2 separate regions of the Mus musculus genome follow, and region 2 is linked to region 1. Evidence: chromatin loops called from intact Hi-C (ENCODE). Cell type or tissue: heart. All regions are shown on one strand. Links, peaks and the distances in the headings refer to the core of each region. The heading gives the core; the rest is flanking DNA.

Evidence for each region. Hi-C counts contacts between places; a loop is a spot of excess contacts. Peaks named below come from ENCODE experiments on the same cell type or tissue, not always from the same donor. Only the 100,000 strongest peaks of a DNase experiment are listed, where the experiment ranks them.
Region 2: it touches region 1 in a loop (2.8-fold over the local background); 1 of 42 quality-filtered maps calls a loop at or near these places.

The regions. Positions count from the first base shown.
Region 1 is chr9:96,110,571-96,122,372 of GRCm38, forward strand. Gk5 (glycerol kinase 5 (putative)) reads left to right here and starts at 8,859. Exons shown (of 16, transcript NM_001368879.1): 1 at 8,859-9,042. The coding sequence starts at 8,881. In heart, for the core only: no CTCF peak of the experiment used is centred there; a DNase peak (open chromatin) is centred at 8,751; H3K4me3 peaks cover 1,818 bases; H3K27ac peaks cover 1,370 bases.
Region 2 is chr9:96,472,900-96,484,701 of GRCm38, forward strand. It overlaps Rnf7 (ring finger protein 7), which reads right to left and starts at 5,776. Exons shown (of 3, transcript NM_011279.3): 1 at 5,509-5,776; 2 at 1,059-1,106. The coding sequence starts at 5,683. In heart, for the core only: no CTCF peak of the experiment used is centred there; a DNase peak (open chromatin) is centred at 5,812; H3K4me3 peaks cover 1,712 bases; H3K27ac peaks cover 1,938 bases.

The sequences.
Region 1 (11,802 bases), core at 3,803-11,802:
ACAGATGCTAAGAGCAGCCAGCCAGTAAAATCATTTTCCGATTTTCTCCCCATCTTGTAGAAAGCTTTGTGCACTGAATCACCTAATTCATTAAGAAAATCAAGGTCATTAGCTTCTTTAAGTTCGGAATATAGTTTCAACCATGGGTCTTCAAAATTCTCTGAGCTCCCAGGAGGGAGAGAATCTGGAGAGGTTTCAATAGTTGAAAGTGCTGGTGGATCAACAAGCCAATTCCAGTATTTTAAAAGATTCATCCTTGTACTTCTGTTACTCTAGAACCACTCCTGGTACCAACTTCTGTATTAGTCAGGGTTCTCTAGAGTCACAGAACTTATGGATAGTCTCTAAATAGTAAAGGAATTTATTGATGACTTACAGTCGGCAGCCGAATTCCCAACAATTGTTCAGTCGCAGCTGTGAATGGAAGTCCAAGGATCTAGCAGTTACTCAGTCTCACGCAGCAAGCAGGCAAAGGAGCAAGAGCAAGAGCTAGACTCCCTTCTTCCAATGTCCTTATATTGTCTCCAGCAAAAGGTGTAGCCCAGATTAAAGGTGTGTTCCACCACACCTTTAATCCCAGATGAAAGGCATAGCCCAGATTAAAGGTGTGTTCCTTAACTCGGAGATTCAATCTTCTGGAATCCATAGCCACTATGGCTCAAGATCTTCAAACCAAGATCCAGATAAGGATCTCCAAGCCTCCAGATAAGGGTCACTGGTGAGCCTTCCAATTCCGGATTGTAGTTCATTCCAAATATTGTCAAGTTGACAACCAGGAATAGCCACTACACAGAGTGAGCCCCTGAATCAAAAACAAGAACAATCAACCAAAGCTGAACGGTCAAAATAACAATCATCTTGCCTGGCAGTTGGCAACACACACATTTAATCTCAGCACTCAGGAGTCAGAGTCAGGTGGATCTATCTCTGTGAGTTCGAGGCCAGCCTGGTCTCCAGAGTAAGCTCAAAGATAGCCAGGGCTACACAGAGAACCCCTGTCTTGAAAAGCCATAATAAACTGTCATCATCATCGTCAATATCATGTTTACAATAGCTTGAAAGTCATCTGGAAACTGCAGCATTTCCAGATGGGCTTGATCCACAACGATTGAGACCAGGGCTAAGTTAAATATGAGGAAGGAATCATCTTTTGTGCTCACTGTAAAGCACTGTGCAGGGGAGGCCCAGTGAGAGGGAAAGAAATCACAAGTGTGCCTGCTGAAATGACAAGGAAAGGTACTCAGAGCCAGGTCTCACAGAGATCACATTCCACCACGGTGGTCACCAATGTCACTGAAGCTCCATCTCAGACCCGAGGGCTCCGCTCAACTGACTTCTGCTTCAACTCCAGCATAAGCGTCTTATCTGGCCTAGTGGTCTAGACGTCAAATACCACTATTTTTATTGTTAGGGTTTTTAAAAATTATTTTAAAATGTTTCTTTTACTTTTGTGTGTATAAGTGTCTTGTCTGTGTACCATGTGTGTGCCTGAGGCCCAGTCCCAGCAGAGGTCTGGTGAGGGCACTGGACCCCTAGGAACTGAAGATATGGACAGTTGTGAGCCATCGCGTGGCTGCTGGGAACCCAGCCCAGGAACTGCCAGAGCAGCCAGTGCTCTTCTCTGCTGACCCTCTCTGCAGCACCCTCGTTACTTTACATCATTCGCTTCATTTCTCTCTCTTTTCATCTGATTTTCCCCAGGGGTTCCAAGTGTTTCAGTCCAAGGAAGGGCTCTCAACTTTGTGGCTGAGCAGAGAAGAGGAAAGGGCTTCTCTCAAGCGAAGACCCCCGAGTGTTCGTAAGCTTAAGAAGCTGGTTCATAGAGCTGTGTATTATGTGGCTTCTCTCCCACAACTTGATACAGGTAAGTCAGCGGATGAAGAGATTGCCTGTCATTTAATACACTTCAGGAGGGAAGGGTTTAAGAGCCGAGCTGCTCCTGTTTTTGACACTGGATGCGTCTCAGGAGCCTTGAGATGGATAGGTGTGCTGCTGTGACTTTAGTTTCCCTTAGATTAGAGGGTTCACTGTTGAAGTCTCCCCAAAGATCAATCCAGGAAAGACGACAATGTCTCCAGGGTTGTGGAGGTTCCTGATAGACTAAAAACTTGTAGCTATTCAAGTTTCTCTCAAGACTGAAAACCATTCCCAATGTTGGCTTCCACTTACTCTTATCTGGGTGACAGGTCAAGCTGGACTTCTTACCTCTGGAAATAGAGGAGGTTTTAGGGTTCCCAGAGAATTACTGAAGAGAGAGAAATCCTGTTTCCATCACTTATGGCCTGAGCATTCCTTGTTGCAGCAAGGCAGTGACCCACTGTTAGGTTCTGAAAGACTTAAACACAGGCCCCACTGCAGTGATTGGGATGGCTTCTGTCTGACCCAGTGTCAGGGACTCGGTCCAAATTCCTGGAGCATTGTGGGTGTTTGGTACACTGAGTTGTAACTGTGGGTATTCCGAAAGAGGATAGAGTATAAAAGGTGACCATGGTGAAGCAAGAGCCAGGAGAGCAGCCAAGCCCAGAAGCGGAGAAGGAGCAGCCAGGCTGGATGAAGGTTAAAGCCATCAGGTGGTGACAAATCAATGAAGCAGTTGTCTCTAGCTCAAGGTGAACACCTGTAATCCCTACTGAAAGGGCTGAGGCAAGTGGATCATGAGTCTGAGCCTAGGCTGGGATACACAGTAAGTCACTGTCACAGAACTGAGAGGAAAGGGAAAATCAACAACAGAAAATAGAGTAGGAGGAAGAGGAGGAAAGCAAGCAAGCTGACCTGCTATCCCACTAGCCAAGGGCATCCTAAGGTCTCCAAGGCCTTGGCCTATATGCTCTCTTTCCTAAGGGCAGGGCGGGGAGGGGAGGTCCCAGCTTGTTACTTCATCTTAAAATTTCCAATTCCCCTTTGAATTTTGATCCTTTTGTTTCCAGACAGGGTGAAGGACCCAGGCTGCAGGTTTGAAGTTCTTTGTTCTAATTTCTTCTGACTCCACTGCTCTCAGGAAAAAATGGGCTAGACTTCAGTGAACAGGTGTGAGGTCTGGGAAGGGGCCTACAGAGTCACCCTATCCAGAAGGCAGCAGGACTCAGCTCCATCCTGTTTCCATCACTTATGGCCTGAGCATTCCTTGTTGCAGCAAGGCAGTGACCCACTGTTAGGTTCTGAAAGACTTAAACACAGGCCCCACTGCAGTGATTGGGATGGCTTCTGTCTGAGAGAACAGCCTCGGCCTCAGTGGGCATCAGAGGAGCTTCCGATGGGTTCTGCAACTCCGGGAGGACTGTTGACTACCACTTGGGCATGCAGAGAGGGAGTTCAGGCTTCAGAGAAGGGATTTCAAAGCGCTAAATAAGGAAAAAGGTTGAAGATTTTGTGGAACCCTAAGCTTGTACAATTTGAAAAATCTACTTTCTAGAAAACAGCTTACCCAAGGACTTCAATTTTTAAATGCTGTAAAACAAGTTCTGGAGAACTTACTGGGCTCTTAACTAGGCCTCAGAAGAAGACTAGGGACCTATTGCCTGAGCTTCAAGCCAGTGGTTTGACACTCATGCACTTAGTCTGCACCTGCGTCAGGCTTCTCCTGCAAGTTGGCTAAGAGTGTGCCTGTGGTTGTATAACCCCATTAAGATGAAGACAGGGAAGGCTCAGCATCCTGTGTGTCTTGTGGCCAAGCCAAGCAGAAGGTGCGGTATGAGATGGACATGAACACACTAATTTGATGTTTCATTTCGTCACTGAATATTCTCTGTGCCTCAGAGGCCAATACACAAAGAAACAAACAAATAGACTGAGACCCAGGTCCTTCCCTCAAGGAGGTCATTGCTTAGAAGCAGTAATTATCCCTAAACAATGTGTAGCTAAAACATTCAACAGAGATCACTAGAAGGACATGCATCTTCTTTAGACAAGTGTACCGAGAAAGCTAAAACCCCAGCACATGTGCAGGAGCAGACTTGGAAGACGGGAATGCATGAGAGCCTTGGAACTCTGGGAGGAGTTGGGCATCAACTGGCCCAGCTTGTTTTAGACCATGTTCCAAGAAATCCCTCTGTCCTGGGAAAGCAGGGGTCAATAAAGAAGAGACAATAACAGATCCCTTGAAGGAAGAAGACCATCAAGACCTCTTGGCTCAGATCTGAAGCATCGCCCATTTCTCTGTGGAATATGAAGGAATGGTGACCTTCTGACTTAGCTCTGGGATGTGTGTCCCAAGTTCCTTTGGAGTGTGGGAGGCAGGTACATGAGTTCTAACTCTGGGCCTGTGGTAAGAGGATAAAGTGTAAGGAGTGATACTGGTGGGGAAAGAGCCTGGGAGAACAGCCAAGCCTGGGATCTGAGAAGGGGCAGCTGGGCCAGATGCAAGGTCACGGCAGAGGTTATTTGGAAGTCACTGAGCCCCATGTGCTGCAGGGATTTTCCACTATGGGCATAGCAGGGTGAGAAGTGCTGGCTGAGAATGATGCACCTGGGAGACACACAGGATCTTTCATGTCTCCACGCCTCTTCAGGCAGCAGTCTGCCCTCTGAAGGTAGTGGTTGCTTTTAAAATGAGTCCTCTATGTTTAAGTTCCCTGACAATCAATATCTGAACTTGGGGGGGGGGGCAAAATGTTAATTGTAGCTGTGCACAGAGGTGCCTGCCAATAACACCAGCACTTGGGAGGTACAAGTAGGAGGAACAAGAGTGCAAAGTGGCCGGGTGTGGTGGTGCATGCCTTTAATCCCAGCACTTGGGAGGCAGAGATAGACGGATTTCTGAGTTCGAGGCCAGCCTGGTCTACAGAGTGAGTTCCAGGACACCCAGGGCTATACAGAGAAACCCTGTCTCGAAAAAACAACAAAACAAAACAAAACAAAACAAAACAAAAACAAGAGTGCAAAGTGATCCCTGGCAAGGTGGTCACTTCAAGGCTAGCCTGAGTTACATGAGACCCTCTAACCCTGTTTCTTAGTGTCTATTGCTATGAAGAGACACCATGACCAAGGATAAACTCATAAAATGATACATTTAATGGGGACTGGCTTACAGTTTCAGAGGTTTAGTCCATTGTCAGTATGGTTGGCATGCAGGCAGACATGGTGCCGGAGAAGTCGCTGAGAGTTCTATATCAGGATCCATAGGGAACAGGAAGAAACGCTTGGCCTGGCATGAGCTTTTGAAACTCCACAGCCCACTCCCAGTGACACACTTCCTCCAACAAGGCCAAGCCCCCTAACCCTTCTCAAGTAGTGCCACCCCAATTACTAAGCCTTCTGAGCCTATGGGGTTTTTATGTTTGTTTTTTATATTTTTTAGACAAGGTGACAGATCCCTGGCTGACCTGGACTTGCTTTGTAGACCAGAATGGCCTCAAAGTCAAGAGATTAGACTGCCTCTGTCTGCACAGTGCTGGGATTAATTAATAATGCTCAGAAATGAGGGCCATACTTATTCAAACCACGACACCCCGACTCAGAAAACCAAACCAAACCAACCAAAACAAACTGTTCTCCTATAAGAATCTACAGGCTCTTTCTGTTGCTCTTGGTTACCCACTATAACTAGATGGAAAGACTCTTGATGAAAAAAAAATGTATACTGTAGTGTAGGTTTCAAGCTAGACTGATCTGAGAACTTCCTCCCTGCCAGTTAGCTCTCATAGTGATGGGAGGAAGGAGCTTTTCAGACTGCTGGAGGAGAAAAAAAATCATCAATGGTATAACCTCACAGTGAACTCTGAATGCTACAGCACCAAGATGCTAGGCAAGACCAAATGGTAAAAGTGTGGCATGAAGGTTATGGAGGTAGCCACCTGCTGATTGGATTTGTGGCCTGCATCACAGGAAGGCATTCATGTGTGACATTATAAATCTGGGCCAAAAAGCTCATGGCTGTGGAAATCATACAGCCTAGAGGGGAACCTATGACTGTTGTTTTGCTAAATGCTCATGTTCTCAGACTGCCCTCCAAGTGTTTATATTTATACACAGAGACTAATGTTGCTTTCAGTTTTGGCCAGGCAAGCTTCTTTATGTAGTGGGCAGCAGTCAAAGCAGGATCATAAACTAGTTTTTTTGTTTTTTTTTGTGTGTTGTTTTTTGTTGTTGTTTGTTTTGTTTTTGGAGACAGGGTTTCTCTGTATAGCTCTGGCTGTCCTGGAACTCACTCTGTAGACCAGGCTGGCCTTGAATTCAGAAATCTGCCTGCCTCTTCCTCCCCAGTCCTGGGATTAAAGGCGTGCTCCACCACGCCCGGCTGTTTTTTTGTTTTTTTTTTTAAACTGAAAAGTGACTGTTGTGCTCAGCCCTTTCTCCCCAGGCTCAGGTACTCCATGAAAAAGAGCAGCAGAAACAATGCAGGAGTGTGAGGATTGGGAGAACAGGTAGGCGTGCTGTGAAATGCTGCCTCTTGGACCTGGCATGGCTTTTGCCCCTATGACCTCACTGCGGCTGGCGATTGACTTGCACAACATCAAGTTAATAGTCCAGCGGCAGCACTAATTGGATTGGACCCACTGGGTTGGGGAGGGCAGTGGGGACATGTTTCAAGGTGTCCAGGGGAAGTAGGAAGGGAAGATTGAGGGTGAATACGACCAAGATAAATTGTTGGAGGTGGAGAGTTGGCTCAGAGGCTAAGAGTCCTTATTGCCTGTGCAGAGGTCCTGGGTTCTATTCCCAGCACTCCCATGGCAGTTGACAACCATCTATAACTCCAGTCCCAGAGGCTTTGATGCCCTCGTCTGACCTCCCAGAGCACCAGGCACACATGTGATGTACATATATACATACAGGCAAAACATTCATACACTTAAGAATGTTTTAAAAGATACATTGTATGTATTTATGAGGTTAACAAAGAATAAATGATATTCTAAAAAACAAACAAACAAGCAAAAAAACAAGTTTTCTTCAGGTGACAGCATTTGTCAAGGTTTCAAATTTGTTTGAAATTGGAAAACTGTGCTTGACCTGTTGGCGCATTGCTATAATTCCAATGTGAGGCGAAGTCAGGAGGAGTGGCTTGAGTTCTAGGCCAGCCTCTGGTACACTCAGACTCTGTCTCAAGAGAAATAAAACAAAAATGAGAAACTTTTTAAAAACTCTAGACTAAGTATTTTTTAAGATCTGCTCTTTCACACTTTAGAAACTGCTGATGTTTGACCTTACGAAAATGATCACAAAGTCGCAGAGTATAAAACCCCCAAGAAATACCTCTGTGAGAAGTACACCAACTGTTAACACTGCCTACACTGAACTTTTCTTAGTTGTAAGCAGGGAAACTAATGGCTAACTGTATGAATAAGCTTGACTAGGTTACTTGTACATTGCTGTGGGAGGTGTAGTTTAGATGTGATTGACATTTAAATCTGTATCCCCAGTAAAGATATCACACACACACACACACACACACACACACACACACACACATGACTGAGCTTCCCCCGATTAGTTGAACACCAGGCAAGCTTTGGAAAAGGGCAAAGGCAAGCTTCGGGAAGGAGGAAATCAAAACTGTAAGCATGGAAGTGTGCCTTCTTTTCCAGGCTGCCAGCAGGCCCTACAAGTTTCTAAGCTTGCCTGGACCTACAACCAATTCTTTAAAGTTTCTTTCCCTCAGGAACTGGGAGAGATAGCTCCGTAGGTAATGTGCTTGCCAGTCAAACATGAGGACCAGAGTTTGGTGCCTATTCACGACAAGAGCATATAGAATCCTAGGGAGCCTTTGGTCCTAGTAAGAGATTGCCTTGAGGAACAAGGTCAAACTTCAGTTGTGGCTCTCAGGTTCTGGCTCTGCCTTCCCTCTGGTATTTGTACAGTTTCAGTTTCTCAAGAGAATCGGACAGCATAGGACTATTAGTCATGCATACAACGCTGGAAAGTCTCTCTCTCTCTCTCTTTCTCTCTCTCTCACACACACACACATTCATGCATGACCAATTGGTCACCAACGATATAGGGCAGACCTGTGCCAGATGGTGCAAATAGGCATTGCTGTGTAGAGACAGACTATTAAGAGAAGCCACAAACAAACAAAAATAAATATGGTGTTCACAGTCAAGCTTCAAGTGACAACCCAAATCCAACTTGGCAAATCTCTGGGAAGCAAGTAGGCTAACAGAGTAATATAAACAAGAAAATATTCCTTTAAGCTGATAAGCTACCCACAAAACATTCTCACGAAATTTAAACTTTGTGTCGCGGCAAAGGCCCTTTAGTGCCATACAAAACTTGGACATCTATTCATCGTTGTGTAATACATGCAAGCTTTTCTGGGAAGACTTCATGAGGAACCTCCTATACTTTTGAATGTCTTCCCACGGACTGGAAAGATGGCTCACTGGTTAAGAGCACTAGTTGCTCTTGCTGAAGACCGGGGTTTGGTTATCATTGCCTACATGGAAGCTTGCAATCGTCGGAGGTCCTCTTCTGACTTCTACATGCATCAGGCACATGTGGCTCACACACATAAATACAGGCAAAAAACTAAGTGAACATGAAAAAAAGTTTAAAATTTTTTCATCTCACTTGATTTTTCCTAACAGATATTCGTAAAAAAGTAATCTGGGCTAGAAGGGAACTAAAAAGTTTCAAAGTAACGGTCGCTGAACGGTGACATCCAGTACAGCGCTGCGGTAAACGCCATCTTTGCCAAATTCCCACGAGCTGCTCGGCGCGCTGCCCTGACGTCACGGTGCTAGGGGCGGAGCGTGGGGTAGCAAGGCTTCCCGAAGGGGCTGAACGAGGCGGGGCGGGGTCTTGTGAAGGGGCGGAGCCTAACTCGTCGAGGGGCGGGACAGGGCGCGGTGTAGGAGGGGCGGGGCCGCGAGCTCTCCGCCCGGGGTCTGGCGTTTATAGCTCCGCGCTGGCCGGCCCGTGGCGACTGCAGTGTTCGGGGTCGCGATGTCAGGGCAGCAGGAGCGTGCAGAGCGGCAGCGAGAGGAACTGAGCGCGTCGGCCTCGCCGCCCTCCCGCTTCGTGCTGGGGCTGGACGTGGGCAGCACGGTGATCCGCTGCCACGTCTATGACCAGACGGCGCGAGTGCGAGGCTCCAGCGCGCAGAAGGTGACTAGGCGCGGCGGGAGGGTCTCGGGATCTGACTGCACCCTAGCTCTTCCTGCACCTCTGGGGGGCTCGGGCCGGCGTGGCCCGGTGTCTGTCTCTCGCTTCCTGTCCCGCGGGACTCAGCGCTCTAGCTTTACCTGGGTGGAACCGAGGTGACTCTCGGGGCAGCGCGGGCAGATTGTGTATATGTGGACAGAAGGTGGTTAGTGATTTGCGTGGTTTTTCTGCACTTCCTCGTCGACCTTTTATGCCTTTTAGCTCTTCAGATTTTGATGGAATATAAAACTGTGGGTTTTTTTTTTTCGGTTGTGTTATTTAAACAATTCGTTGCATTTATTATTTGTGTATCTGTGTGTGCTCGCGTGCTATATGGCACACATTTAGGAGTCAGAGGACAACTTTCTTGGGCATCGGTTTTCTCCTTCCACCATGTTGGCCCGGTCCCTAGGATTGAACTCAGGTCTTCAGGCTTGGCAGAAGTACTTTTACCGCCAAGCCACCTTACTGGTTGCGTTCGTAAAAGTGCTAGGTCCTCACATTAACATTTAACTTCCATGGATATTGGAGACACTGAGCACATTTTGAAAGCTTTGTTATCCTTATTTCTTTCCATCTTTGAGAATTCATTAAAAAGTATCTTCTGGCTTGAGAAGCCTGCCAAAGCATTGGTTGGTCTTTGTTAGCAAAGCCTTAAACCTCAGATGATACTAGTTAACAGCCAACCCCCATTTTAATAAAGCGCTAATTTCTATACAGTGGTCAATGCAGTTGATTGAGTGTAGTGTTCTTATTTACTCCTTTAAATACTAGCATTTTCTAATGTTTAAAATATTAGCGAAGGGATATGAGAGCCATTTAACTTCTTCCTTACAGCACTGGGCTCCCCCCTTTTTTCCCTGTGCTATCCTACATCGACTAGGGTAAAAGTTAAGTAGTGACTGCCTTAAGAATTTACTTTGAGGAAATAGACTAGACGTTCCCTTCAGGGATCTGAGCTAGGAGGTGAGTTGCAGCAACTGCGCTGCTCGCTCTCTCTCTGGCCAGCTGTGTCGGAACACTGCCCACCCACTCAGTCCATCCCTGTCCCAACCTTTAAGGACAGGTCTAAGGCACATACTGAGCTCTTGTCGTATTGCAAGTCTTTATCACAAACACAACGATACTTCTTAGTTTTTCTTACAATTCTAGTCACAAAGTACTTTTGCTGAAACGGTGCATTTTAAATTTTTTTTTTTTAATTAAGGAATGAGAGTTTGGTTCAGGAAGGAGATGGCTCAGCAGGTAAAGAGGACTTCCCAGTCCTCCCTCCTAAGCTTGGATCCCTGAGATGGACAGGGAGAAAGGAGAGCATAGGTTGCCCTCTGTCCTCGGCACTTTAAACTGGCACAAGTGTGCTCCCTACCCTGAAGTAAATATGAAATTTGATAAATTTTTAAGAAGTTGGTAGGCAATACAGCTGCATAGTTGTTGCACAATTTAAGGAAATTTGATTTTTAGAAAGTATTGGGGTTTGGTGGTACATACCTTTAATTCCAGGGCCTGGGAGATAGAGGCAGATGGGTCTCTGAGTTCAAGGCCAGCCTGCCTGGTCTACCGATGGAGCTCTGGCTATGTAAAGAACTGTGGAGACGATGCCTGGGAACTGATGGGAAGAACACTGTCTTTGGGATGCTAAGCATGGTCTTAAACCGTGATAGCTGATGTCAGAACTTAAGGGTGTGCTTCTGGGCAGATAACTACATACAAAAATAAGTTATAGTGGTTTTTGTTTGTGTTTGTGTATTTGTGGTCTTAAGATCTCTCTCTGTATCCAAGGCTGGTCTGGAACTCTCTCTGTAGCATAGGCTAGGTTGGAAATAGGTATCTGCCCACCCCATCCCATCCCTGCTGAGACACCACTAGTCTTTGCTTATGTGGCCATTTAAAAAAATAATTTTATGTCTGTTGTCTCTAGTGATAAAACATGGGGTCTTTCTTTGGCCAACTTTCTAGAAACTTAATCGTGCATCAGATTGTTAGTCCAAGCACACTGGCCTGGCATGTGCAGTGCCCTGGGCGTTACTTCCAACCAACAAAAAGATAAGGAGGCGCCTTCTGAGGCTGTGCTGCAGAGAGCTGAATTCATTAAGAATAAGGTCTTGCTAGTCTACACTGTCGTTTAGCACTTTAGGACTTCATGGGTGGAGAGTAAATGATGAGAGTAAATGCCGGCCTAGTGGTGCACATCTTTACTCCTCGCGCTTGGAGGGCAGAGGCAGTCAGATCTCTGTGAGTTTGAGGCTAGCCTGTTCTTCATAGCAGATTCCAGGGCAAACCAGGGCTGCACAATGAGACTCTGTCTCAGAATCAAAATAATTAAAATGCTAGGAATTCAGTTTACTTCATGGGTTCTGGATGTAGCCTTCTCAGTGGAAGTTACACCCCTTCTTGTATAATGGAAAGATTGTTCATAAAAACCTAAAATCTTAGTGTAGGAGGATTTGATTCATATAGCCAAACAAGGCACATGGAAAGGAAATAAAAAGGGAAAAAGAGACCGTCCTTTGGGTATGTGAGCAGGACGGGCTTCCATTATCTTTAAGTTAAAATTTAAATCCAAACGTGAAACTTTGCATTCGGTTTGTAGGAAGCTGCTCAAGACTCCAGTTATTTTTTTTCCCATTTTTTGTGGTGATGCTGGTTCTATCACAAACACACACACACACACACACACACACACACACACACTCTCACACACACACACACACACATGATTCTGCA
Region 2 (11,802 bases), core at 1,848-9,847, 360 kb after region 1:
TGCAGGGAGCTGGGATTACAGATGCAAGCCACCATGATCAGGTCTTGAAATGTTTCTTCTTTCCCTCCCTCTATCCTCCTACTTCCTCCTTTTCTTGTGTGTTTGAGACAGGGTTTCACTGCACAGCTGACTGGCTGAATTTGCTATGACAGACCAGGCTAGTGTTCAACTGGCAGTGATGCTTCTGCCTCTGCTGGGGTACAGGTATGTGGCACCAGTCCTGGTTCGGCAGTTTTCTTAATAGGAGATAGTATTTCTTTTTGCTTAGCAAAAACATTTATTATGGCTGGACAGTGGTGGCGCACGTCTTTGATCCCAGCACTTGGGAGGCAGAGGCAGGCAGATTTCTGAGTTCAAGGCCAGGCAGGGCTATACAGAGAAACCCTGTCTCGAAAAACCAAAAATAAAAAAATAAATAAAAAAATATGACCATAAATAAAATATATAACCAAGTCTTAATTATAATAAAAAAAGAATTTGCAAATCTATTTTATTAAGGTCTTTTGAGAAATAAAACATTTTATTATTTATTAAAAAGATGTTTTACCATGAGCCTTCTGTTAGAAGACTCCCTTTTAGTTTTAATCCTGATTTTGTCTTTAAAACTATTTTTATAATTGTGTGTACAGGACGGGAGGGAGGGGAGGTGCATGCCACAGCTTCATGTGCAGGTCAGAGGCCTTTGGGAGCCATCTCTCTCTCTATCTTAAATGGGTTCCAGAGATCAAATTTAGTTCACAGGCTTGAGAGGCGAGAACTTTTGCCTACTGAGCCATCTCCCCAGCCCCTAACATTTTATATTCATAATTAATCACTGCTTTCTGATTTCTGGTTTATTTTTTATGTACTGATAAGCCTCCACCCCATCCCACCCCTCCCCCAAAACAGGTCTCAATACACAGCAAAAGCTGGCCTCAACCTTGCCACTTCTGGATTTACAGACCTGGGTTACCACAGCGAGTTTAATAAAGCCAATTTTAATTGGAAATTCAAACATTCCCACAGAGACAGAAGAAAAACCTTGAGTTGCAAAGGCAGGAGAAAGAACGACCACGCACCAACACAGTCCTCTTGCTTGTTTTCAGCTTGACATCGAAGGCAGGCATCTGAAAGTAAACAAAGCCAATCTCGTCTCTAGTTCAGGAGGCCACTGAAGACCCAGACCCTCAAAGCCAAACAAAAGCCCCGAGGATCAGAGATGAAGAGAAGTCTTATAATATTAACTTCTCATCTAAAAACAACTCTTTAAAGAGAAATAAAATAAATGGCATTCCACAACTCACCACGGTTTTACAAGGGCAGTGATGATGTTACAAGTTCTTATGACAAAATAGCTTGGCAACTGCACTAGAAGAAGTCACCCGAGACAGAGATGCCAAAAAGGTTATTGCAAGACAACAGCTTGCTCACACACATGGATCAAAGTCAGGGGTATTTACTTTCAAGATACCACTATAAGTAAGCCATAACGGTATATTGATTATTTGATTATATACACACAGGATCTAGAAGAATACTACAGGAACTACTAAAGATCTTGTTTTTGAGATCGGGCCTCATATAGCCCAGTTATCCACTAACCTGAACTGCCACACTTGGACGATCAACCTTAAAATCCTGCCTCTACCTTCTTCAAAGTTTGGGAATCACAGGCACATGCCCCAGCCCTGTTCAGTAATGACGTTTCCACATATACTCCCTTCATTTTTAAGCTATGTGACTCTACTTGAAAGTTAAAGGCTTTTTCTAGTTGTTTTCATAAGCAAAATTCCTTTCCTTTGTTTTTGAGACTGGGTTTCATGTTGCACAGGCTGGCCTCAAACTAGATAGCCTAGGATGACTCGAACCCCTAGTCCTCAATGCAGTCACTCAGCACTGACAAAGTACTTGAACAAATTACTTAGGAGTAAATACTAAGAACGGGAACCTAAGTTCTAAATCTCTAAATTCAGCAGTTTATAAAATTCAATCAGTACTATGCTTGAGGAGCCAATGAAATAAATTCATTCTTTAACTCTATTAGTAGTCCAAATTAGCTCAAATCAACAGAAAAGGCTTTTGTTTTTAATTATGTTATGGGTCTCAATGTGGTTCTGTACATGTGCATGCAGGTGCCCTTGCAGGTCAGAGGTGCTCGGGACCCCTGGAGCTAGAGCTTAGGCAGTTTGTGAGTTGCTCACATTGGTGGTAGGTTTTGATTCCAGGTCCTCTGCAAGAGCTGTATATGCCCTTAACACAGAGTCATCGCTCCAGACCCAGAAAGAGAAAAAGAGGCTGGAGAAGAAAATATGAGTGTGGTGATTCATGGTCCCCATCAGTGAGCTAAGGAGGCTGAGGCAGTAGGCCTGCTCTGAGATCAGGACAACTCCTTCCCTTTACGTTCTTTACGCACATTGGTGTTCTGACTGCATGTGTGTCTGTGTGAGGGTGTCAGATCCCCTGGAACTGGAATTACAGAGAGCTGTGAGCTGCCATGTGGATGTTAGGAAATTGAACCTGGGTCCTTTGGAAGAACAGCCGGTGCTCTTAACCTCTGAGCCATCTCTCTAGCCCCAGAACTAGTCTCCCCGCACCTCTCCACTGTGTTGCTAACGAGTGATTTGTCCAAAAGGAAAAAATAAAAAAGAATTCTGTAAAAATAGCAACTGTGGGGCTGCTTCCTCTCCTTACTCTGGCTCAAGCCCAGGCATTTGTTTCTTTCCACACACTATTACCTTCAAACAAAAACCCCACAGCCATCCTGGCCTCTTCTATATAGATATAAAACTGCCTCCTTGGGCTTTATCCATAGTTACTAAACACCCACTCTTCTAGGATTTAAGCCTTGGGATGACAAAACAGCCAAGGCTGTCCCCCATGGAGCTCACTAGGAAATGGAGAAGGGAGGCAAGCAAACCACCCGGTGTGCTGATGACACCTGCGGCTGCTCTAGCTCTGGCCGCCACCTTTTTAATAAGTAGGAAACCAAAGCTCCAAACAGCCATTGTGAAATCTCTAAGTTATCACAAGCAGGCACTCTACTCTGGCTGTACAGGGTATAGGTGGAACCCAAGGGAGAGATTACCCACACTGCAACTGGGTGACAGGCCAACTTTGGAATAAGAAGGCAAATAAGGGGCTGGTGAGATGGCTCAGTGGGTAAGAGCACCCGACTGCTCTTCCGAAGGTCCGGAGTTCAAATCCCAGCAACCACATGGTGGCTCACAACCATCTGTAACAAGATCTGATGCCCTCTTCTGGAGTGTCTGAAGACAGCTACAATGTACTTACATATAATAAATAAATAAATCTTAAAAAAAAAAAAAAACTATAAAAAAAAAAAGAAGGCAAATAAATAACTTTAAGATTATGAAAAGTCAGGGCCTGAGAGATGGCTCAGTGTAAGAACTCTCAAACAGGATGTCAAGTTTAGTCCCAGTGCCCGGCCCAGGGAGCTCACAACTGCCATAACCCCAGCTCCAGAGGGATCCACGGGCTCTTAAACACATATGTCCATACCCTCCATACATGTGCATTCATTAAACTAAAATTTAACAATGTTAGGGGTGGGGTAGGTTGAGACAGGCTCTCTACATAAACCTGGATGGCCGTCTTAGAGATCATTAAGTAGACCAAGTTGGCCTTGAAATCAGAGATCCATCTTCTGCCTCCCAAGTGCGGGATTAAAAGGTGTGTGCCACCACGCCCAGAATAAACAAACAAACAAACTTAACTATATATATTTAAAAGCCAATCTCAGCCGGGTGTGGTGGTGTACGCCTTTAATCCCAGTGCCTGGGAGGCAGAGGCAGGTGGATTTCTGAGTTCGAGGCCAGCCTGGTCTACACAGAGAAACCCTGTCTCGAAAAACAAACAAACAAAAAGCCAATCTCTGGCCAGATAGACTGCTCAAAAATTAAAGTGCTTGCATGAGTTTAAGCCTTGGGACCCACATGGCAGGAGAAAAGAAGCAACTCCCAATACTCTTCTTCTATGTCACACTCACACTCACACACACACACACACACACACACACACACACACACACACACACACACAGAGTTCTTCTATGTGTCCGCCCCCACCACAACTCTAAGTAAATTTTGTTGTTTTTAAAGACAGGGTTTCTTGTGTAGTACTGGCTATCCTGGAATTTGCTGTTAGATCAGGTTGTCATGGAACTCAAGAGACCCACCTGCCTATGGCTCCCAAGTGCTGGGATTAAAGAATGCACCATTAACAACAGGGTAATAAAATAATGATGATGATGATTTAAAAAAAAAAAGCGGGCGTGGTGGTGGACCCCTTTAATTTCAGCACTCGGGAGGCAGAGGCAGGTGGATTTCTGAGTTGGAGGCCAGCCTGGTCTACAAAGTGAGTTCCAGGACAGCCAGGGCTACACAGAGAAACCCTGTCTCGAAAAAACCAAAACAAACAAAAAAGATTTATTCATTATTTGTTTTTAAGATGGGGTCCCACTACTTAGCCTTGGTTGTGTAGACCAGGCTGGCCTAAGGCGCACAGAGATCTGTTTATCTTTGCTTCTCGAGTACTAAGTTTAAAGATATCACCACACCTGGCCAGAATAAAATTTCTAAGCAAAGCTTGTGCTGCCTCTGCCCCCATGCCTCAGCCTCCCGAGTGCTGGCATTTCAGACATTCGCAACCACACTCAACCCTAAAATGGAAATCACTGCCCAGCTCCTAAGCAAGGATGAGGGGTGGAACAGCTGGATTTTAGTGTTTTAGTCAAATCAGATTCTACATAGAAACTAGTGTCTGGGTCTACAATTAAATGTAAAAAGTAAAGTTTGGGAGCCCTGATGAAGCAAGTCCAAAGACAAAGAATAGACTGTGGAATCTCTTGATGCTACGTTTAAAGTCTCAAAGCCAAGAAACGCGCACATTTTCAAACTGCAGAAATCTATTTCAACTACTCCCCAGTCGCCCTGTAAAGCAACCTCACAGTAATCTAAAATTTTATGTTTATGCTACCTGCATCTGGGTTTGCATACCAAATGTGCCTAATGCCCTCAAGGGCCATAATGGGGTGCTGGAGTTATTGGAACAGGAGTTAGAGGGTGGTGAGTTGCCATGTGGGTGTGGAAAATCGAACCCGGGTTCTCTGTTAAGAACAAGCTTGTGCTCTTAACTGTGGAAACATCTCTCCGGTCACTGAGCCTCATTTCGGTTATGAGACAGAATCCGTATAGTGGCGCAGGCTCGCAATTTCCAGTTTTTGGGAGGTGCGCCCTCCTGGGTTCTAAGCCAACCTCGGCTAAATGGGCAAGCTCTAATCCTGAGGAACGTGAGAGCATCTCAAAGACGAACATCCCAACCCTCAGATCTACGCGAGGGATCCGCTGGGAGATTTGCTGGCCGCAGGGCCGGAGGTTCCCCTCGGGTATCCCGGTCACGCCCCCTCCCCCCCGCCCCCATAGGAACCATCCCGTGTCTGGCGGCCCGGCCCGGCCCAGCACTCGCCGGCTCGGCCCAGCTCGCGGTCCCGGCTTCGCCTGCATCGCTTACCCATCACCTGGACCCTGCAGATGGCACAGGTATCGCACTCAACGTCCCAGCTCCACATGGCTACCGCGTTCCACTTCTTGAGAGAGAACATCTTGTCGCCTCCCGACTTGGAGCCTGCGCTCCCGGAGTGCGAAGAAAGGACGCAGGGTTCCTCGCCGTCCTCCACGTCGGCCATGGCGGCGGCGCAGAACGGCGACGCGGACGTTGGGCGCGGAGGCGGGAGGTACGGTGGCTCAGCGGGGCCACAACACACGCCACGGAGCCTCCCGCAGGCACGGGCGGGCGGGCGGAGCCAGACGGCGATGATTGGATGGCGCGCGCCAGTGACGTCACGAGGGGCTGGGCAAGGCCTGTACAGAGAACCCCAGCGCTTGCTAAAGTGGCCAAAGGCCAGTTGCTGTAGGGCAGGCCCGGGTCAGTAAGCGAGCATTGTCTGGAGTTACATTGTATTAAACTCGGGGGAGTCTCAGAAATCACATCGTCCCTGTCTTCATTTGTCTCCTTTCTCCCAAATGTAAAACTATCAAGAGTAGGGACAGAATTCTCATCACTGTAACCTCCGTATCTTACAAAATGGTTGGCCTTGAATTCAGATTCATTTATTTATTTATTTATTTATTTATTTATTTATTTATTTATTTATTTATTTTTGGTTTTTCGGCAGCCGGGCGTGGTAGCTCACACCTTTAATCCCAGCACTCGGGAGGCAGAGGCAGGCGGATTTCTGAGTTCAAGGCCAGCCTGGTTACAAAGTGCGTTCCAGGACAGCCAGGGCTATACAGAGAAACCCTGTCTCGCAACAAGCAAGCAAGCAAGCAAGCAAGCAAACAAACAAAATATATGTTTTTTTAAACTTTATTTTATGTGCATTGCTGTGAGGTGTCAGATTCCTTGGAAAGGACCTGGAGTTACAGACAGTTGTGATCTGCCATGGAGGTGCTGAGGATTGAACCCCGGTCGTTTGGAAGAACAGACCATGGTTTTAACCACTGAGTCATCCCTCCAGACACTACATTTGTTTGTTTGTTTGTTTGTTTGTTATTGTTCTCAGGTGACAGAGAATAGGTAAGCAGAAGGGCAAGAACGCAATGCTTAAGCAAATGTGTGCTGGGGAGAAAGCAGAGTGAGCCAGCCAGGGAAGGGCCAGGCAGTGGGCCCCTGGGACTGTGGTTAGGTCCCTCCCACCAGGCTTTGTCTCAGATCACTTGGCCAGCATTGAAGGAAAGCTTGGATGAAAAAGCAAAACAAATGTTCCTGCCTCGTGCTCAGCTCACGTCCACCGCCATCCTTCAGGCTACTCTTACCAACGGGGGTGGTGGTGTCCATCCTTACCGGTTAAGCCAATTAGAAGTATATGGGGCAGTGGCCGTGCACACCTTACTCTGAGCACTTGGGAGACAGCAGCAGGTGGATCCTTGTGAGTTATAAGGCCAGCCTGGTCTACAAATCAAGTTTCGGGCAACCAAGGCTACACAGAGAAGCCTTGTCTCGAAAAACAAAAACAAACAAAAAAGTACGAGTCCTTTATTCGTGCAGGACCAAATTCCGGCGCATGCCTCAGAGTCTCTTGGTGTCGCAGCTCAGGGATACGGTGTTTCTAAAGGCAAACCCCACAAAGACCACAACTCACATGAAAGTCAGATGACAGAACAATCTTGAAACGTTCATTTCTGACAGAACATGGTGATTTTTTTTTCCAGACGTAACATGAAAGTTACTTTTGACTTGTGCCTTCTTCAGTTATTTTAGTTTACATTAATTATTTTGGTTTATACATCGGGACCATGGTCCAGGCCACAGAAGTCCCAAATGTGCTGGGAGGGTAGATGTGGGCATGGAGGTGGGTGAGGAGAGGACTGAGAAGTGCCTAAGCCAATGCACAGGGAGTCGGGACAAGATGGCACAAGATGGCGTTTCTGTGGTCACTTCCTCTGCGGGAGAGTCTTTATTCCTTTGTTGAGAACACTGGGAGAGAGATGCTTGGTTTTGTTTTAGAGACTTCCCTTTAACACAAACACGTTTGAGCCCTTCAGGAAAGACCTTATTCCCATCGCGATTGAGTTTCCACTGTTTATTTCTCCACTCCTCATTCCTTCCTGCCATTCATCTTTATGAAAATAATCTTCCCTGTGGCTGAAGAGGAAAAGCTCTCCGGGGCTTCTTAAATTCAGTCCTTGGCGGCAGCCTGTGAACTACACAGCCGAGGTTAGTCAGAAAAATGGCAGGCTTTAATTTGTAGAAGTTAGAATTCACAGAAGAGACAAAAGGCAGCCTGGGCTTGGAGTTTGTACACCTGGTGAATAAAGGAAGAGGAGGTTTAAGAAGAGGAGGGAGGGCGTTAGTTTTCTTTCTGTTTCTATGATAAAGGCAGCGTTCCAAAGCCCCTGAGGGAGAAAACTGTTTGGCTTATACATCTAGATCACTATCCCTCAAAGCAAAGGCAGGAATGAACTCAGGATGGTCCTTTGGTGTTTTGCCTGCAGATGTGTGTGTCTTCATGAGGGTATCAGAAGCCCTAGAACGGGAATTACAGACTATAATGAGCTGCCGTGTGGGTGCTGGGCATTGAACCAGGGTCCTCTGGATGAACAGCCAGTGCTCTTAGCCTCTGAGCCAGCTCGGCTCTCTCCCTGTGACTCAGGCTAGCCCAGACTCTCTTCTGGACTCAGTTGGAGTCGGCTATTTCACCACTCTGTTGAAACAGCCTCCTGTACCTGCACCTCTTCTCAAAGCTGCACATGACAGTCATGTTTGCTTGGAGGGCAACCAGTCTTTGTCAGTATCCCACAGTGGCCCCAACTTGGTATTTGGAGGTGTCATTGCCTTTCTTGCAAAATTCAGCTTCCCTTCCTACAAGTTTCCCTTCAATGTCATCACAACCCACATTTACCTTTGTCCCTCTCTGCCTTCCATCCCATTCAGAGGTAATACTCTACTCATTCTTCCGTTGAAAGTTTCCAGCATCAGCTGAACTTTCCACTCTATTTCTCTGAGCCTCACCTGCTGCCTGGGTCACCGTGTCTCCCTACCCACCCTGTCACAGTGTGATTAGCACTCTCTGTAGCCTGCTTCACAATCTTCCTCTAGCTCCCCTTCCATCTGCCACCATCCTCCAAAAGATGGCTTACCTCCACTGAAGTCCTGCCACCACATTGACCTGCAACTGTCACCTGGCACCCTTGTCCAGGACCCTGTTCAGACTGGCCACTCTGACATACTCTGCCCTTTGGAGAGAAAGGTAATGACAGTCCCGAACAGCTGATTTCCCCATTTGGGGGGAAAAAATTTCACCATTTTGTCCTCAGTGATCAATCACTACTAGGGCATGTGCAGTTCCGATGAGAAACTACAGCACTTCTTGTGTGCCTTCTTCTCGTTTCTCCCCAGGTCACACAGCAGCCGTCACATTGCTACTGGCCCTTAAATTCGTCAGAGTGAACGGGACAGTTAGAAGCTTTTTTCCCTCCTAGAGACAGCTCATAAATGATTAAAAATTATTTCAAATAATAGGAGACCTATAATGTAAAAAGAAACGCAAATGCTGATAATGGACTCCAGAAGTTCTCGTGTAATTGGTTGTACAATACATTCATTCATTAAAAATTTTAATGTGGCAGAACCCATGCAATCTACCAATGAGATGCAGTTCAGAGTTTGTTAAGAGTGACGGTGGCTTACGCGCAGCCAGTCTCCTTAACACGCTAATCTCACGGAGCTAGAAGTCTCTTCTGCTGACCACCTGGCAATCTTCATTGGACTCTGTCACTGTGAGGACTCTCAGTAGCTCACACGATGGGATCATGCGGCAGCATTTGTCTTTGTGACTGGTTGGGTTAAACTGACATAATAACTTCAACGGTTGTTCATGCCGTATCACATATCAGCCTCTTAAAAGCCAAATAATAAACTGTTGTGGGTTTATAGAACATTTGATTTACCTCGCAAGGCTCAGGGGACATCTGGGAGACAGTGTGGAAATGATAAGAGACCTGAAAAATGGAGAGGAGTGCTGTGAAAGCCGACAACAGGGCATTGCCACTGCACTCATGACGTCATAACAGCAGTGGCTGTGTGTACTGCCTGCACACAATCAAGCAGGTCACTAATTCCAGTGGCAATGGAGGGTGGGGGCGGGCTGCATGTGGCTCCTTTAGTTGAAGTCTAGACAGCTAGTCTGGACAGTCTAAAGAGCTGAAGTCTATTGAGGGAAGGGGAGAAATTTGGGGTCGGGAGAGAAGTATGACACTGATTGGAATCAGTGGGTGAAGAAGAAGAGGAGGAGGAAGAAAAGGAGGAAGAGGAGGAAGAAGATGGAAGGTGTATATGCCGGGGTTACCCAAGGGGAATTGGAGGACGTATATGGCCAAGATATGTTATATATCTTGTTATATATGATTAATATAAATTAAATTGGCAAAAAATGATTTAAAAAACCGAAATCCCACTCCCAAACTTATCCATCTACTAGCCGTTTGAACTGCTTTCATCAATCGTCTATGTTGCTCCATGAAGATGGTCTATCAACATTCCCTCACGCCAGCTCTCAATTCTTTGAGCTGTATATCCAGATGTGATGATGCCAGATCATATTTCCTTTATTTTTTCTCTAGGGATTGGACTCCGGGCCTTGATGCATTCCAGGCAAGAGGTCTATGCTGAGCCTTAGTCCAGCCTCTCTTTGTACTTTTTGAATCAGAATCTCACCAAGTAGCCCAGGTTGACCTTGAACTTGTGATCACTCTGCCTCAACCCCTTTAGTAGATATGCCCCTGATAGAGTGGCTAGCCTTTAAAGATAGGACTCCTGTGAGATTATGGACGATCTGTCCAGCCATTATCAGTCTGCCCAGAAAGCAATGTTTGCAGAGACAGCTTGTTTCCCAAGATAATCTGTCTTGCTTGAAGCCAGCAATTTTAAAAGAGGCTGCAGACCTGCATGGAGCACTCCCTGACTGCAACCATCCCCAAGCTTCATACCCCGTCCTTATACAGGGTCACAGTCTCACTTTTCCTAGGAGAGAGGCTGCCCCTCACTGTATTTGCTAATATATACGGTCTTGTTTGTTGAAGGTCAGACTCTGATCTCTTTCTGCCTCTGTTTCTTTCCTCTGTCTCAGAGATCTAACAGACACCGGGCCCAGTTGTTTTTTATTTGTGTTTTACAAAAGGGCAAATTGAGATGCAATACGCTTAATTAAATGGCGCACAGCTGAAAATCAGCAGGTTTTCATAGAAAATTCTGGTTGCTCTAATGGCTGAGTACTTAATCTTCTCAGCTGTAGCATGCTGTGAAGACACAGAAAACTCTTTTAATCCTCGTTGCCATTCATAAACCTTCAGCCACACACTAATGAACTATGTGGCATTTTGTGGGGCAGTAGAGCTGGTCTAAGTTTCCTCATTTGGAAAATGTCCTAATTCCTAGGGTGGTGTCTTTTAGGAAGTTGTACCAGCTACTTGTATTGTAATTCTGACAAAATGACTCACAGAGGCAACTCAAGGTCAAGGAAGGAAAGGTGGGGGTACACAGCGACCAGAGCATGAGGCCAGCAGGTCAAAGGGGACCCCAGATGGGAGTAGAAAGATGAGTGCTGTGCCCAGCTCACTTTCTCCTCTTTACTCAGCCTGGGACCCCAGCCTATTGGATGGTGTTGCTCATTTTGGGCGGGTCTTCCTGCCTCAGGTAAGCTCCTTTGGGAACACTCACATAGAAACATCCCAAGGTGACAATTAAGAATAACAATGGCAGATGTGGTCACAGTCACTAAACAATCCTATTGGTCATATTTATAGTCTTGTTTTAATGTCTGTTTAAAATAAAGGTTATGTCTGTTTAAAATAACTTTCTTCACATTGTTTCTCATGCACAAGAGAAATCCAAGAAGATTCTCTTTCTCCCGCTCCCTCCCCCCTTTCTCACTTTACTGAGATGTCCTATAATGTTACATATGGCCCCCAAGACCTAGAATCTACACGTAGTTTCCAAATTACCCTGCTACCAAATTATTTCTGATTGATGAATAAACATGCCAACAGCCAATTGCTGGGCAGAAGAGACAAAGGTGGGGTTTAGGTTTCCTGGGGCCTTCAAGTTGGAGGAGATCCACGAAAAGAAGAAGGTGAAGGAGAGAAAGAAGCCACCATGGGTTAGGTGAGTGGACAAAAACGTGGCCCCAAGGGCTGGCCAGTTGGAGTTAAGAGCAGCCCAGATGAAACATAGTGAGTAATAACTTGGGGTTATCGATAAGAAAGTAGATTTTAATGGTGTAGAGGGTAGATATCTGCCCAGCTCCTG